Regions from separate parts of the Homo sapiens genome. Here region 1 is linked to region 2. Evidence: chromatin loops called from intact Hi-C (ENCODE). Cell type or tissue: Calu3. All regions are shown on one strand. Each heading gives the region's core, and the rest is flanking DNA. Links, peaks and the distances in the headings are about the cores only.

Region 1 (8,099 bases), core at 1,724-6,723, 81 kb before region 2:
GCTTTCTCTTTCACTGTGTTATTTTAACTTTCATAAGAGAAAAGTTGCCTTACTATAGAAAGAATATATTCCCAATTCCATGTTCACAGCTTTTCTTTAATTATCATCTTTCTTAACCACATTTTTCACTTCATAAACTTGGCATACATGTTATATAAGAAAGTTTAAAGTATGATCTGAAGTGCAAAGTAATATATATTTCAAAAAGATATTAAGTAGGCACAAAGATTAATTTGTTTTTTGTTAATCTCATCCTCTATTTTTCTCTTCATTAACACTTATTTCTGTGCCCTTTGGTAACTGGGAAAGACATAGTGAGTAAATTGTAAGGGGAAAAATCCTCATTACTTCATGAAAACATGCGTCATAAGGTCAAATTAAGGATTCAACATAACCCTTCCCTGTTAGTCGCGCTACTTATATGTTATTTATTGCAAAGGTAAAAGATACAGTTTATTTTCCAACTTGTAGCATTAAACATTTTAAATATTAAAGATGATAGAAAAACTTGGTTTGCATTTTCCTTTTGTGGACTCCAGAGGGCAGCATGCATTCTTTCAATGTCATAAAAGGTTAATAATAGCTATCCATCTATCTTTTTGTCTGTCTGTCTTTCTATCTATCTATCTATCTATCTATCTATCTATCTCTTCCATTGACTTTATATCTGTATTTCTGGGTAGAGACAAGTAGATCCCTGCTAAAAAGAAGAAATGAGAGAAATTATATATATATATATATATATATATATATATATATATATATATATATATTTAAATTATTAGATACTTTCTTTGCATTTCCAAAAGAAAAAACACAATGTGGTTAACTAAGCAGAACATATCCTTCTGGACCTTCCAAAAGTACTAAATATAAAATAACATTATTTTACTTTCATTTTAAAAACTATTTAATTTTATAAATAATTAAGCTTTTGAATAGATGCTGAAAATTACTCCATTCTTTATATAACCAACAAAACAAGACTAGAAAAGTAAAACTGACTTTCACCAGGACAAACAATGAATTTTCCTAAGAATAAAGGATGATATGGTAGCACATTCTGGACAACTTTTAGATGTCTGAATATATAGCAAGGGAAACTTAGATACTCCCTGTGTAAAGGGCTATCTTGTGCATTTACTTGTCTAGACTTTTAATAAATCAAGACCAGTCAGTGACCATTTATAAAGTGCTGGCATTATTCTAATTATAGAAGAAGTGTGTGATATATAACTGTAGGGGATGTGGAAAGACAAGCCTGTGTTTTTCAACTAATGATGCTTTTAATGACCTCTCCTCACAAGCTACTCAATGAACAATTTAGAAGAAGGTAAAGGTAATAAAGAGAGCTTTATTCTACTTACTTCTCTCTTAATTTCATCTTTTGGTTTGTTTTAATCAAGAAAAAATGGGACAAAATAATCATTTCACAGATAAAGCTTTAGTTAATGGTAGAGGAAAGAATATCAATCTGGAATTGAGCATTGAAAATTTGAAGCACCTGGGGGAGATTCTGCTTACAGAGAGAATGGGGACAATAAATGAGGACCATGGAAAAGGTAAAAGTGGCATTTTACTAATAATTATACATGAAATTACAGCGATTACATTTATTTTCCACTAAATTAAAACAAAACAAAGTTGCGACTAATGTTTAAAAATGCAAGAAAAGGAAAATGCAGTATTTTGATATGATATGCACACCTGCTTATATTTGTCTCTGGTTGTTTGCAGGACCTGGTCACATAAACTTTCACAATGGTATTTTTTTTTTTTTTAATGGAAGGGAAGCCCAAGTTCCTTATTTCTACTTGCAAGAAAATTAACACTTGGGAGAAAGTGCAGAATGATTGAAAGATGATCTTAACAAATCATTACATTTTTCTTTTTGGTCTTAACAAGTAGAAATAAAGCTACATCTATGGGATTCTTTAACATGAGCACTGTAATTTACATGCAAAATAAATTCAGGTGGAGCTATTCAGGGAGACTAGGTATAGCAGGATCACCATTTGTCAGAGATTATTACTCTAGAAGGCTCCCTAGGAGAAGCATAAATTTGTCCTGAAATAACACATTGCGTAATAACAGCAAGGAGCTTGTCTCTGCACTTCTCAAAGGCTGCACACCTGTGCAGAGAGACCTTCCCACTGAGCCTATCAAGCTAACCTGCTCATTCATGTGGCAATCCCAGCCCTTAGTTAGGAACTACTGAAGCAATCACAGAACCATCAATTTACCCACTAACATGTTGTCTTTGAAACATAACGGGGATAGATCTATTTCATTTGAAACCCTAAATGCTTTAAGAAAGACTGGGTTAGTAGGAAGATACCAAACACTGGATTTAAGTAATCCTAAATTTAAAAAAAAAATCTCAATAGTTTGGCTCATTCATTAACTATGAAGATCAGTGTCCTCATATCTAAATGGAGAATAATAAAGTCCTCATCAGAGGATTATTGTGATGATGATAATTGCTTTAGGCAAAGTGTCTAGCGCAGTGCCTGGAATAATTGAGCATCTCTGCTTGTGTTGGAATCAGGGGGCCTATAATATTACAAACTCAGATCTCGTCCTTCATGTAAGATGACAAACCATCCGCAGCATAACCCCAAGCTCTGAATAGTAGCACTGACCCATTTGTGTTATGTGTCCCTGCCCACATTTAACTTATGGATTCTGGTCATCCAAGGCTCGGTGAGATATAGAATGGTTCTGGGTACTCTAGCCATGAGACTGTTAACGAGCTAAGTGGCCATAAATGGAGTTACACTGTGTGCTCATTCAGGACCAAGTTCCAAATAGCAACTTTCTGTCTAGCTAGTCCTTCAGCCACTTGTAAGGAAACTTTAATGCAAAGATATCCTTTTGAAAGTAGGAGCAAACCTTTTTATTATTGAATACTGATTTAGTTAATTGAATTATTAAGCCTTTGGAACTTCATCCATTTATAGTTCCACTGTCATTTTGTTGTTTTGGAAGAGTGATATGAGGGAGCACACTCATTTACCAAGCCTACACTAATAGTTGGTAAATGTGGTTGTGCTTAAATTTAAATGGAAAGCTAAACTCAGCAATTTAATTCAAATAACGAGCTACCAATTATTTTCAGGATCTTAGAGCTCCTTTTGGTTATAAATTGCTGTTTGCAGATAGCAACTAGTCAATCATTTCACCACAAAGCCTCTTATTAAGTAAAATTGTTTTAATCGTTAAAAGTGTTTGGAGTTTCAGAAAGTCAGACAGCACAAAAATACCTAATAATACACTCTAAGCCACCTACAATGAATTTCAACTTTATCTGGCTCCAAAGAGAAAATGACTAAAATATTTTTGGTGGATGAGTATCAGTGGATTTCCACTGCATGTATTATTTCAAACAGGGATAAGTGTATGATTAAGCAGAAAAAGAACTAATTGATTTGATTAAAAGTATTTTTAATAGAAAACCTTAAATAGACATCCTGTAGAGGAACATGGTAAGACTCTCTAACGTACCATAATCTATAAGGCATATACAAATATATACATAGCTATATATTCATAGCTATACATGCATGGAGCTAACATAATAGGCCTCTCATAGAGAAATAATTAACACTGCAAAATATGATTTTGACCCTCATTAGAGCATCTTCCTTAAATAAATAAGAGCTGTTTTCTTTATAAAATATTGTTTTTATTATCCACCTAAAAATTCCACCAGTCAGCAGTGGGATTTGGTTCATCACAAACAAACTTGAAAATAATTTTTTTAAAAACATAAATTACTTAGAGAAGATGCCCTAATTCCAAAAAAAATCAGTAGGCACATTTTCTAGAATTAGTTTTTGCTAACGTAAAAATTCACCAGTTCAAGACAAGAGAGGGTTTTAAAGCTATTTAGTGTATGTTCACATTCTATACATTCAACCATACTGGGGTCAAAATTGCCAATGTGCATAACATCAGACTGTCATAGTTCATTCTATTAAACTAAAAGCCTACAAAAGACACAATTTGCTCACATAAACAGGCTAAAGTTAAGTCCATTATGAGACAACAAAGAGCTCATCTTCTTGAAGAGATTGGAAAAGTTCAAATATAAAGCATAAAAATTTCAAAGGAATGTTAGGATCCACCCATGTAACTAATTCTTATTCTAGGCTAGATGCTAAGCTCTTTATGAGGAGCCAGTAAGTAATTGCATTATTAAAAACATGTTTTTTAAAATATTTCTTATTTTTATTTATTTATGCAAAGACAGTATCGGCAATAGGTAATGAAGACATGTTTTTAAGTTTAAAATTAATTTCCCATTTTGAAAGGTTCAGGACTTTGTCTCTTCTTTCTACCTTACCCTTTTAAGTACTTCACCCCAACAAAGTAGCAAAAAAGTGTATTCCTTTAGTTTTTCTTAATGTTATATTGGGATACCTACAATTGGCTCTTTAAAATTTAGTTACCATTTATAGTTAAGCTAGAGAGTTAATTACAGAATGATACATATAAGAATGTTATAGCACCTCAAAAAGTACAAATAATTTTTAAAAGTAAAATTTCAGGGCACTTCCAAATTCTGAGGTATAATAAAGTCCTCCTGGGGATTCTTAAGTTGAAAGACACTTCCCTTCACATTCAGAATAAAAATTACTAGGAATTATAGAGCACGATGCACACTGGTAATATGGCCCATAGTAGCTACATTAGGTGAGGGATAAATGGAGTCTCCATGTTTTAGAGACAACATAATTGGGAGAAAGGCCAGGAAGCCTCTGTAAACTCATATCTATGGCTGGTCAAATGATACTGATAAAACTGTTTCCCTTAAAAAGGTATTATCCCTTTGCTTCCTTTCCAGGGATTAGCCCTTGAAGTTCTTATACAGCTACTTCCCTTCTTTACATCACCAGTTCTAGGAGCAAACCTCCTGAAAGAATGGTAATACCGACTGGAAAAGCAAGACTGTGGGTGCAGCAAAGGGACCCTGATGCTCTAGTTGTTTGTCATTTACAATGTACAATGAAGAGAGCAGCTAATCTAGAAACACTGTTAACTCTGCCTCTAGCACATTCTTGGGATATGTGTATTAAGCAACTTTCGTGGTTTAGAAATACCTAAACTACATATGTTGATTCTTCTGGACATACAGCCAACTAGCAGACACTCTCTAGGTGCTGAAAATATAACACTGAACAAAAGTCAATGTTGACATGAAATTATTCTAATGATGAAAATAGACAATGGACACAGAATGAATTATGTCATATAATAGCACATGGTGTTAAGTGCTATGAGAAAAAAAATAAAACCGCATAAGGGTAAAGAGAGTGGTGAGATTGCTCTTTCAGACAAAGTGGGCAGGGAAAGCCTCTCTAAGGTGAATTTTGACTACTAAATTAAAGAACGTGAGGGAAACCATCTAGCTAATATTTAGGGGAAGGGCATTCCAAGTCTGTACACAATGGCAAATGCAATGGTCCCAATGTGGAAATATGGTTGGCATTGTGACAGAACCTGAAGGCCAGTGTGGGTAGGCATAGCGTAATTAAAGGAAAGTGCAGTAGAAATGAAATACATGAGCAATAAATGTGCCAGGTTGTATAAGGACTTGGATTTTATTTTGTGATGGGAAAGCATTTTTGAATTTATCAAGAAGAGAAAGATGATCTGACAGATTGTTAAAGGATCAGTATGACTGTTGTGGTTTAAATTTATAGAAAGATCAGTCAGCAATATTTGTCACTTTTCTGCAGCCAAGTTCAACTACAAAGGTTCATGGAATTATTCTGATTTAATTGGTGTTGGAATTTCACCAGGCAAGAGAGTTGATGATAAAGGTACTTTTTAAAATTGTAATTGTAGAGTTTAATGTCATTAAACTTAATGTCATTAAGAACACATTGTTGTACAAGGATCACCACTATCCATCTCCAGAACTTTTCCCCTTCCCAAACTAAAACTCTACTCATTAAATTGAAACTTCCCACTCTTCCCTCCCCCAACCCCTGGCAACCACCATTCTACTTTCCATCTCTGTAAATTTGACTAGTCTAGATACCTCATATAAGTAGAATAATACAATATTTTTCCTTTTCATTTGGCTTATGTTGGCTTATTTCACTTAGCATAATGTCTTCAAGGTTTATCTATGTTGTGCATGTGCCAGAATTTTATTCATTTTTAAGGTGAATAATATTCCATTGTGTGTATATACCACACTGTATTCATCCATTCATCCACTGATGAACAGTGGGTTGTTTCTATTTTTTTGGCCATTGTCAATAATGCTCCTATGAATATGAGTGTACAAATACCTGTTTAAGTCTCTGCTTTCACTTCTTTTGAGCATATACCCAGAAGTGTAATTGCTGGATCGTATGGTAATTCTAGTTTAATTTTGGAAGAACAGCCATCTTTTCCCACAAGGACTGCACCATTTTACATTTTCTACCACTGGTGCACAAGGGTTATAATTTCTCCACATTATTGCCAACACGTGTCATTTTCTGTTTTATTTTTTAAAATAGCAATTCTAAAGTGTATGAAGTAGTATTTCTTAGTGCTTTTATTGATTTGCATTTCCTTGATGATTAGCATGATTTCGTACGTTTATTGGACATTTATATACCTCTTTTGTAGAAATGTCTATTTAAGTATTTTGCCCATAAGACACAACAACAACAACAAAAAGAAAACTACAAGGCAATATCTCTGACGAACATAGATGCAAAAATCCTCAACAGAATACTAGCAAATCAAATCCAGCAGGACATCAAAAAGCTAATCCATCATGATCAAGTAGGCTTTATTCCTGGAATACAAGGTTGTTTCAACATAAACAAATCAATAAATTTGATTCACCACATAAAATAATCAAAAACAAAAAATACATAATCATCTCAATTAATGTGAAAAAAGGCTTTTGATAAAACCTTTTCATAATAAAAACCCTCAACAAATTAGGCATTGAAAGAACATACCTCAAAATAACAAGAACCATCAATGATAAACGTACAGCCGTAATACTGAATGGGAAAAAGCTGGAAGCATTCCCCTTAAGAAACTGAACAAGGCAAGGATGCCTACCTTTATGACTTCAAAATAGTACTGGAAATTCTAGCCCAGAGAAATAAATAAAAGGCATACAAATAGGAAAAGAAGTCAAACTGTTTATATTCACTGATAATATTATTCTGTACCTAGAAAACCCTAAAGACTCCATCAAAAGGCTCCTAGAATTGATAAATGACCTCAGTAGAGTTTCAGAATACAAAATCAATGTAGAAAAACCAGTCGCATTTCTATACACCAATAACATTCAAGCAGAGAGCCTAATTGAGAATTCAGTATTGTCTGTGATGATCAGAAATAATAACCTGGAATACCTAGAAATACAGCTAATCAAGAAGGTAAATGATCTCTACAAGGAGAACTTCAAAACACTGCTGCAAGAAATCATAGATAACCAAAACAAATGGAAAACGATTTCATGCTCATGGAATGGAAGAATCAGTATCTATAAAATGGTCATACTGCCCAAAGCAATCTATAAATTCAATGCTATTCCTATCAAACTTCCAACATCATTTTTCACAGAATTAGAAAAATATGTTCTAGAATTCATAGAGATCCAAAAAAGAGCCTGAATAGCCAAAGCAATCCTAAGCAGGAAGAACAAAGCCGGAGGCATCACATTACCTGACATCAGACTATTCTATAAGGCTACAGTAACCAAAATAGCATAGTAATGATACAAAAACACACATATTGACCAAAGGAACAGGTTAGAGAATGCAGAACTAAAGCCAGACACATACAGCCATCTGACCTTTGACAAAGTTGACAAAAATAAGTGATGGGTAAAGGACTCCCTATTCAATAAATGGTGCTGTCATTACTGGCTAGCCCTATGCAGAACAAAACTGGACCCTTACCTTTCACTATATACAAGAATTAAATCAAGATGGATTAAAGATTTAAATATATTACTTCAAACTATAAGAACCCTAGAAGAAAAGTGACAAAATACCCTTGTGGACATTGTCTTTGGGAATTTTGTCAAATGCTCTTTCTGAATCAATTGAGATGATTATGTAATTTTTGTTCTTCAT
Region 2 (8,099 bases), core at 1,058-6,057:
GAGTCTGCTTTCATTGAAACTGGACATGTGACATTTAACTATGTGTTTCTTGGAATTAAGAAATCCTTACCAAGCTCTAAGGATAGATCTATTCATAGGTGCAGTGACCATAAATATAAATGCATATAAATGTATATTTATAAATACAGATATAAATAAATATCTCTCTCTGCTCATCCATCCCTTGCCCCAAGGACACATAGGCTCATGATCTGAATGTCATTCCTTGGAAGAGATGTGCTTGGCAATGGCATTTCATGCTTGTTCTGATTACAATTTGACATTGCTGTCCCCATGTTTTAATACTTCAGTTGTACTTTGAAGTTGTGAGGGAGCTGGTTCAGTTTGAAAACATAATGTGCCCAATGTTAGTTTCCTGGGGCTGCCATAACAATACATCACACATTGTGTGGCTTAAGACAACAGAAATCTTCTGGAGACTGGAAGCCTGAAATCAAGGTGTTGAGATGGGCATGCTACCTCTGAAGACTCTCAGGAAGAATCCTTCCAGCTTTGGTGGTCCCAGGTGTTCCTTCGCTTGTGGCAGCAAAATTCCAATATCTGCCTCCATCTTTACGTTGGCTTCTTTCTATATCTCTCTGTATCTTCTCTTCTTAAAAGGATACTAGTCATTGGATTTAGGGCCCAGGCTAAATCAAGGATGGTTTCAACTCAAGATTATTAACTAATAATGCCCATAAAGACCTTACTTCCAAATAAGATCACATTCTGAGGTTCTGAGTAGACATGAATTTGGTGGGACTCTACTTAATCCACTACATGCACGAATATTCACTACAGCACCCCCTCACTCTTCTCCCATCATCCCTCCCTGCCCTGCTCCCTAACTGTTCCTGTTGAGAGCATGTTCAGTTTTCCACACGGGCTTCTCCTCCAATACTATCACATCAGAATTTGGGATTTACTTCTCATTAATTTTTGTATCCCTAAAACCCAGTTCACAGAGGTGTATTAGCCAGGGTTCTATGTGAGAACCGAACTAATAGAATGATAAAGTAGGACATAAAGAGATTTATTGCAAGAAATTGGCTCTCACAATTGTGGGGGCTGGCAAGTCTGAAATTTGTAGGGCAAGTTGGTAGGCTGCAAACTCCCAGGCAGCAGTTGGCACTGTGGCACACAGCTGCGAGTTCTTCCTCAGGGAAACCTCAGTTTTGCTCTTAAGACCTTGAACTGATTGGATAAGACTCATCAGATTATTAAAGATAATCTTCTTTTTTGTTAAAAAAAAAAAAAGTCAACTGGTTGTAGATTTTAACCACTTGTACAAAATATCTTCATAGCAACACCCAGGTTAGTGTCTGATTAAATAACTGGGTACTATAGTCCAGCCAAGCTGACTCACAAAACTACCTACCACAGGTGGGGTAGTGTAGTATGGTCTTAACTACTCTGTCTGACCCAAGAGGGCTTTATTTGGCAATATTAGAAACTGATTACTTTTCCTTCTAGGCCATCATGGCCACAGTACAAAATTATTTTATTCATTGAGATTTTTAAAAAATAAATAAATATTTTTACTATTTGAACCCTAACTGTGATTTTTATAGAGCAGATTAACATAAGAATATTCTACAGATGACAATCCTCAAAACATAAGTTGGGATATATGATATCTTTCTTTATGCTAACCAAAGTTAGGCACACAAGGAAATCAATTCCTCATTTGACAACTTACTTGAGGTCCCAGACTGATGAATAGGAGAGCCTGGATTTGAACTCATGCCTACCTAATGGCAGAGCTAGAGCTTACTTTGACTTAAGTTCACTAAGCCATTAAGTAGACAGGACAGGGCTGGATTTCAGTGTTCCTGATTGTCCAATGTTATTTCTCATTTATCACACTAAAGGTGTTCATAATTATGAAATGGAGACAAAATGGCAGAGTGCCTCTTCTGAAGGAGGATAGACATTATAACCTCCAAGTTATGCTCAGCTTAAAAATGCTATTTTAATTTTAAGCCTTATGCTCTTCAAATATAGGCCAAAACAAATCTATTTCGGTTTATATAGACCTGTGTGTCTCATGTGATAAATGATAATAGCAGAACAGAAGAATTATGTTCTATGAGAAAATCTAACTACAAACTTAGCTTTTTAGGTGAACTAAATATTAGTCTTATGATGACTGGTAAATATGTACAGGCATAATTCAATAAGATACTCATTCTTCTTTTTTAATAAAGCTCAATTCCAAGATAATTTTCTTAGAAGATTTTTAGGGTTCTCTAAAGAAACAGAATAAGCAGGGTATGTTTCTACATATATGTAATATAGATACAGATAGATTTAGTATAGATATATAGATATTGACATACTAGAGGGGACTCATTAAGAGAATTGGCTTCCACGCTTATGGAGACCGGGAAATCCCACACTCAGCCATCTGTAAGCTGGAGAACCAGAAAAGCTGGTAGTATGGCTCAGTCCAAGTCTGAAGCCCTCAGAACCAGGGAAGCTGACTGTGAAACTCTCAGTCCAAGGCCAAAGGCCTGAAAACGTAAGGAGCCACTGAGGGAAGTCCAGGAGTCTGAAGGCTGGAGATCATGGAGTTCTGATATCCAAGGGCGGGAGAAGATAGACTCATCCGCAGAGGAAAGAGATCAAGTGAGCAAATTTGCCTTTCCCCTGCCTTTTTGTTCTATCCCAGTGCTTGGCCAATTGGGTGGTTCATGCCCCCTTTGGGTGAGGACAGAACTTCCTTACACAGTCCACTCATTCACTCTTTCCTGGAAACACCCTCACAGACCTACCCCAAAACAATGGTATACCAGCTATCAGGAAGGATATCCTTTAATCCAGTCAAGGTGATACCTAAAACTAACCATCACAGAAGTGAAATAAAACTATGTCTTAGGAACCAAAACACCAGAGCACCATGACTCAGTTCCTAAATATTTATAAAATGTGAACATATTTTTACTTGGCATAAAATTTGAAAACATGAAATACTTCAGCAAGCTTGAACAAGAAAAGCTTATTAACAAATCTCAGGCTACTGTAATGTATCTTTCATGGTCAGGCAGCTTTGTGAAGCAAATTGAAGTCAACTCTTGTCAGCTTGGACATATTTTCATAATTCTTATTTTGTGCCTATTATTCCTTGTTAATCTCTATACTTCTAAAGTTTGACAGTAGTTACCTGAATAATCATATTAATTATTATCACAAAAAAATATTGCCAAGAATTTAGTGTAATTACTCAGCTCTCTAGTTCTCTGTGAAACCAATGGTATTTTATTTTTTAATTATTTATTTATTTTGAGACAGAGTCTCACTCTGTTCCCCAGGCTACAGTGCAGTGGCGCAATCATGACTCATTGTAGTCTCAACCTCCTGGGCTCAAGAGATCTTATCACTTCAGCTTTTCGTGTAGTTAGGACTATAGGTGTGCACCACCACGCCCAGCTAGTTTTGTGTGTATGTGTATTTTTTTTTGTAGAGATCAAGTTTCACCATGTTTCCCAGGCTGGTCTTGAACTCCTGGACTCAAGCAATCCACCCACCTTGGCCTCCCAGAGTGCTGGGATTATAGGCATTAGCCATTGTGACTGGCCCAGCAATGGGAAGTTCAAGGATCAACTGGAATAGACTATATAATTCAGAAGTTCTCCCATTCCTTCTGTTCTTCTCTAGTGTACAAGAACTTAACTAATTTTCGTATTTGAAATTGGTCTCCATTGGTGAACAGTCATGTATGTCTAAGAATATTTAATAGCATTTGCTTTCCTGGTACACTTAAGCATTCCACTGAGTCTTATTTTTTCCCAGAGTTTAACAGCCCCACCCTCCTTTACAAAATGCTGATTTCAGCTGTGGCAACATAACAGGATAATTATGAATAGGAATGTATATGCACATTGTAACAGGGTGTGACAAATTCAGAGATAAAGCATAGAGCTTATCTGACAGAATAGCATCAGCAAGGGTAATGCATATTTTTATGTAAGTTCATTTGAATAATGAGGGATTTGGTACACTCGTGGATTGAATTGTGTTCTCCGCAAATTAATATGTTGAAACCTTAACCCACAATGTGACTGTATTTGGAGATAGGGCCTTTAAAGAAGTAATTAAGATTAAATGAGGTCAGAAGGGTAGGGCCTTCATCCGATGGAATGGTGTCCTTATAAGAAGAGGAAGAGACACCAGGGCCATGGTTGTGCACAGAGGAAAGGTCATATGAGGACATGGCAAGAAGGCTACTTCCTGCAAGCCAAGGAGCAGGGCCGCAGGAGAAATCAACCCTTCCCACACATTGATTTCGGATTTTCAGTCTCCAGAGTTATCAAAAATAAATCTCTATTGTTAAGACATGCAGCCTGTGATATTTTGCTATGGAAGGCTTGGAAAACAACAGTGTATTGTTATTTCAGCAGTTTTATGGGTGCACTCGACTGAGTTTGGGGGTGGGAACTGTGGGTGATCTAATAATATCACCGTACTATACAACTAAATCATTAAACCTAGCACAAGCCTAAGTCACCTCCTCACATGTGTAACACCCATACCTTGGAAAGTGAGCCAAACAGGTACCACACATTGAAATTCACTTCCAAGAAACAACTGGCTCTTTCTTTCAGTTTTACTTCTGGGAAAGATTTGTTGGTGCTCCTTCCTTCACAGCAGTGCAGATGATGCCCAAGAGGAAAGAAGTATATGATTACTAAATAGTGACCGAGGTTAAGGAGCACCTGTCTCACCAATGCAAAGATACATGATCCAACATAGCTGATTCATGTATGCGAAAGTCAGGGCCATTCCTACAATGGGCAAGTCTGAACAAAACTTGTGAGCGTTCCTTGTCACCTCTAGCATTTTTACACAATTGAAATCCAGTTAAATTTGACAAGATTCATTTTTTAAATGCACTTTTTAAACTTGAGAATAGTTTTAAATTTACAGAAGCTGCTCTGACCATGTGTGGTAGATTAAGCCCCAGTTGTCCATATCATAATTTGTTGCATCAGGCACCTTTTATTGGCGTCTTTCCATCCTCTATCTCACTTCCTTATACTCCTCCAGTATTCCCTGAGATCACCTCTTACATAAACTGCTTGTACTCGAATACTTGTCTCACGGTCATCTGAGGGAAACTAGACTGAGAGAATCACTCAGGGGTGCTGTGAGGATTAAATTAAGTACTACATGAAAAGCATCTGCACCAGTGCTTGACGGTTAATAGTAGCAGCTCAATAAATGTTAATTATCATAATATCATCGACCCCAAGCCCTATAGAGCTGACTTGGACTCTTTTTGCTCCCCTAGCCTAAATTATGTACTAAATTCAGGACTTACGCATCTCTCTTTCTCTTGCTCATATTTTAATAATAGCCCTCAAGAATTATCCACTGTAATTGGGACAAGAGCACGTAATGATAAACCAAGGAGCAAAAATGTGTCAAAGGACTCAGTGTGTTTCCCCAGAGTTCTGGGACTAAATGTGCATAAGTAGCTCACACTGAGTTCACTCCTCTGATGTGGCTCCAGTTCATGAACTTGACTGGGTTCGCCATCAACTTGTGGGGTTGTTTACCCTCCTGAGGAGTTGAAAAGGCAATGTTGTTGAGCTGGGATTTCCAGCATTATAAACACCTAAAACGCAAGTAAGAAGTTATGATTATTCATAATTTAAATGTCTAGTTGATTGGTGTAGAAAGAAAGAGCAGGGAGTCCTGGATTTTAGTTCTGGCTCATATTACTGTGTTTATCTTGGGTAAGTCATTGGATTTCCTCTGAGTCTCAGGTTACTCATGTGAAGATAATAGATAATGAATGCATTTAGCTTTTCTCAAAGCTTTAAAAGCCTGTGATTTTTAAAAGACTATAATGTTGGGAGGCCGAGGTGGGCAGATTGCCTGAGCTCAGGAGTTCGAGACCAGCCTAGGTAACACGGTGGCAACACGGTGAAACCCCGCCTCTACTAAAACACACACACAAAAAAAATTAGCTGGGCATGGCAGCGTGCCTCTGTAGTCCCAGCTACTCGGGAGGCTGAGGCACGAGAACTGCTTGAACCCGGGAGGCAGAGGTTCCAGTGAGCGGAGATTGCGCCACTGCACTCCAGCCTGGGCGACAGAGCAAGACTCCATCTCAAAAAAGTCAATAAATGAATTTTCATGATACATTAACCTGCATGTATGGAGAGGTAAGGAAAAAGAGCTGGCCCAGAATCAAAGTGTGAGACCACTATGAAAAAACTGAAGTGCTAACTTGCAAATTTGAAATTTGGATTTTATGGAACTCCCACAACCAGGAACTGCATAGGATTCAATATAAATAAAATTTTTTAGATCATGGTACTTTTCATTTGAAAAGTAATTTTTAAAAGTCTAGTAGTTCAGTTCAGAGGCCCAGCCTGAGCCATTGGCCCAAGCAATGAGTCAATTGCAAAGAGTCCCGAGAGCTGCAGAAAGAGGTGCTATATGCAGTGGTACAAAATATAATATGTTGTATGGATTATTTGTCCAAAAATCAATACATTACTTCTTCGTGTTTGTGCATGAAAATACAAAAAGTGAAACTGACTTGAAATCAAAATGAAACAGACTCACCTATTTCTGTTGACTTAGATAATTAAAGAACAGAATTGACTCGAGCATATAAAATGAGAAGTAAATTGGTTTTTAAAGATTTTTTCCAACATTTGAAAACACAACATATGGCTTTTCATACGCCCTCCCCTCAACTGTGCAAAATTACTAGGTGCTTTTTCTGATCACCCAAGCCTGAAGCCTTAGAGCTAGCTATGCCAACTTCAACGTCATCAGAGGTTATATGCACATAAGACTAAGGAAAGAAGGGGGCTTCTTATCGAAGGAGAGTGCACACACCCTCCCCCAACATGGCCACCAACAAGCCTGGCACATTTCACCCACATCTGGCATTTTTTGTGCTCTGCTTTAGACATTCTACATTTTTTTCAACTTTTCCTTCCAGATCTATTCAGTCACCAAAGCTTGTAGCTTTTTATTTCCTGTCTCTCTCTTTCATGCTTTCCTTTCTGTTTTATAGCAATCACTGTAATTATGCTTATATCCCTCAGACTTCCACAACATTCACGTATGGAATTTTGTTTTTACTAATTTTTCTCTTTGATCAATCCAAGAATGTGTCATCAAATTAACGTTTAAATAACTCTTCAATCATAAGCTCCTGCTAAAAAGTGTGCTGTATTTTCCCATTTCCAACAGGCTGAGCACAGACTTGTTACCAGAGTATTAAGGTTAGTTGTAGCCAAGAAGGAAACTGCCCCCCAACCCCTCCTTACACTGCACCTTCCAACCAATTAAATGAGTCTTTCTTTCAGGAACATTAAGCTTCTCAGCATTGTGGTTTGCCTTATATTATTAGGCTTTATTTATAATGCTCTTTTAGTTCCTCAATGTCACTTATTGAACTCTTCCCAGCCTCCAAGCTCTAACTCATATAAAGTAACTTTTTCCAATAAATTTTCCCTTTCTAACATGGTTCAAACTGAATATTCTCTTATATGATATTCTGTGTCATGTAGAATCTTTAACTATAATTATCAACAATAATAATATAAATAGTAAATATCGGCCATATTTCTTATTTTGTATTGTAAATTATTTTTTGAATATGTCTCATATCCTTGCTTCTACACTTACATTATGGTCTCTGAGACTAGATTCTGTTATATTTTCAGATTAGAGAAAAATTTTAACTCAATTTTTATCAACCAAGCTAATATGTATACTACCTCTCTTTGTTAGCACTATTAGCAGGCACTAATAGACGCAAATTGTTGGAATTTGTGTCCTAGCAGATTGGTTATCTCACAGATCTGTATTAGTGAGATACATATATTTATCAGAAATTTTCAATAAAATATATTATAAATCATTTTTTATATATTTAGAGATTAATAAATTCTACTTATTAAATGAAATAATATACTTATTGAATAATTCCATAGTAAATTTTTGTGATAATAGATAAACCTATTTCTTATGTTGGTAATGGGAATGTTTTAAAATTTACTGTGGTGATGGTTGTACAACTCTGTAAATGTACTAAAAATACACACTTAATGCAGGTGAATTTTATGTATCTA

What was found. A loop is a pair of places that touch in the nucleus more often than their neighbours do. Peaks named below come from ENCODE experiments on the same cell type or tissue, not always from the same donor. Only the 100,000 strongest peaks of a DNase experiment are listed, where the experiment ranks them.
Region 1: a loop joins it to region 2, with 2.3 times the contacts of the local background. A loop is called at or near these places in 2 of 110 quality-filtered maps.

Annotation. Positions count from the first base shown.
Region 1 is chr18:60,808,049-60,816,147 of GRCh38, forward strand. No RefSeq gene overlaps it. Among named protein-coding and RNA genes, the nearest start is that of MC4R, 440 kb to the left of the region's middle. In Calu3, for the core only: no CTCF peak of the experiment used is centred there; no DNase peak of the experiment used is centred there.
Region 2 is chr18:60,889,700-60,897,798 of GRCh38, forward strand. No RefSeq gene overlaps it. Among named protein-coding and RNA genes, the nearest start is that of CDH20, 440 kb to the right of the region's middle. In Calu3, for the core only: no CTCF peak of the experiment used is centred there; DNase peaks (open chromatin) are centred at 3,362, 5,022 and 5,532.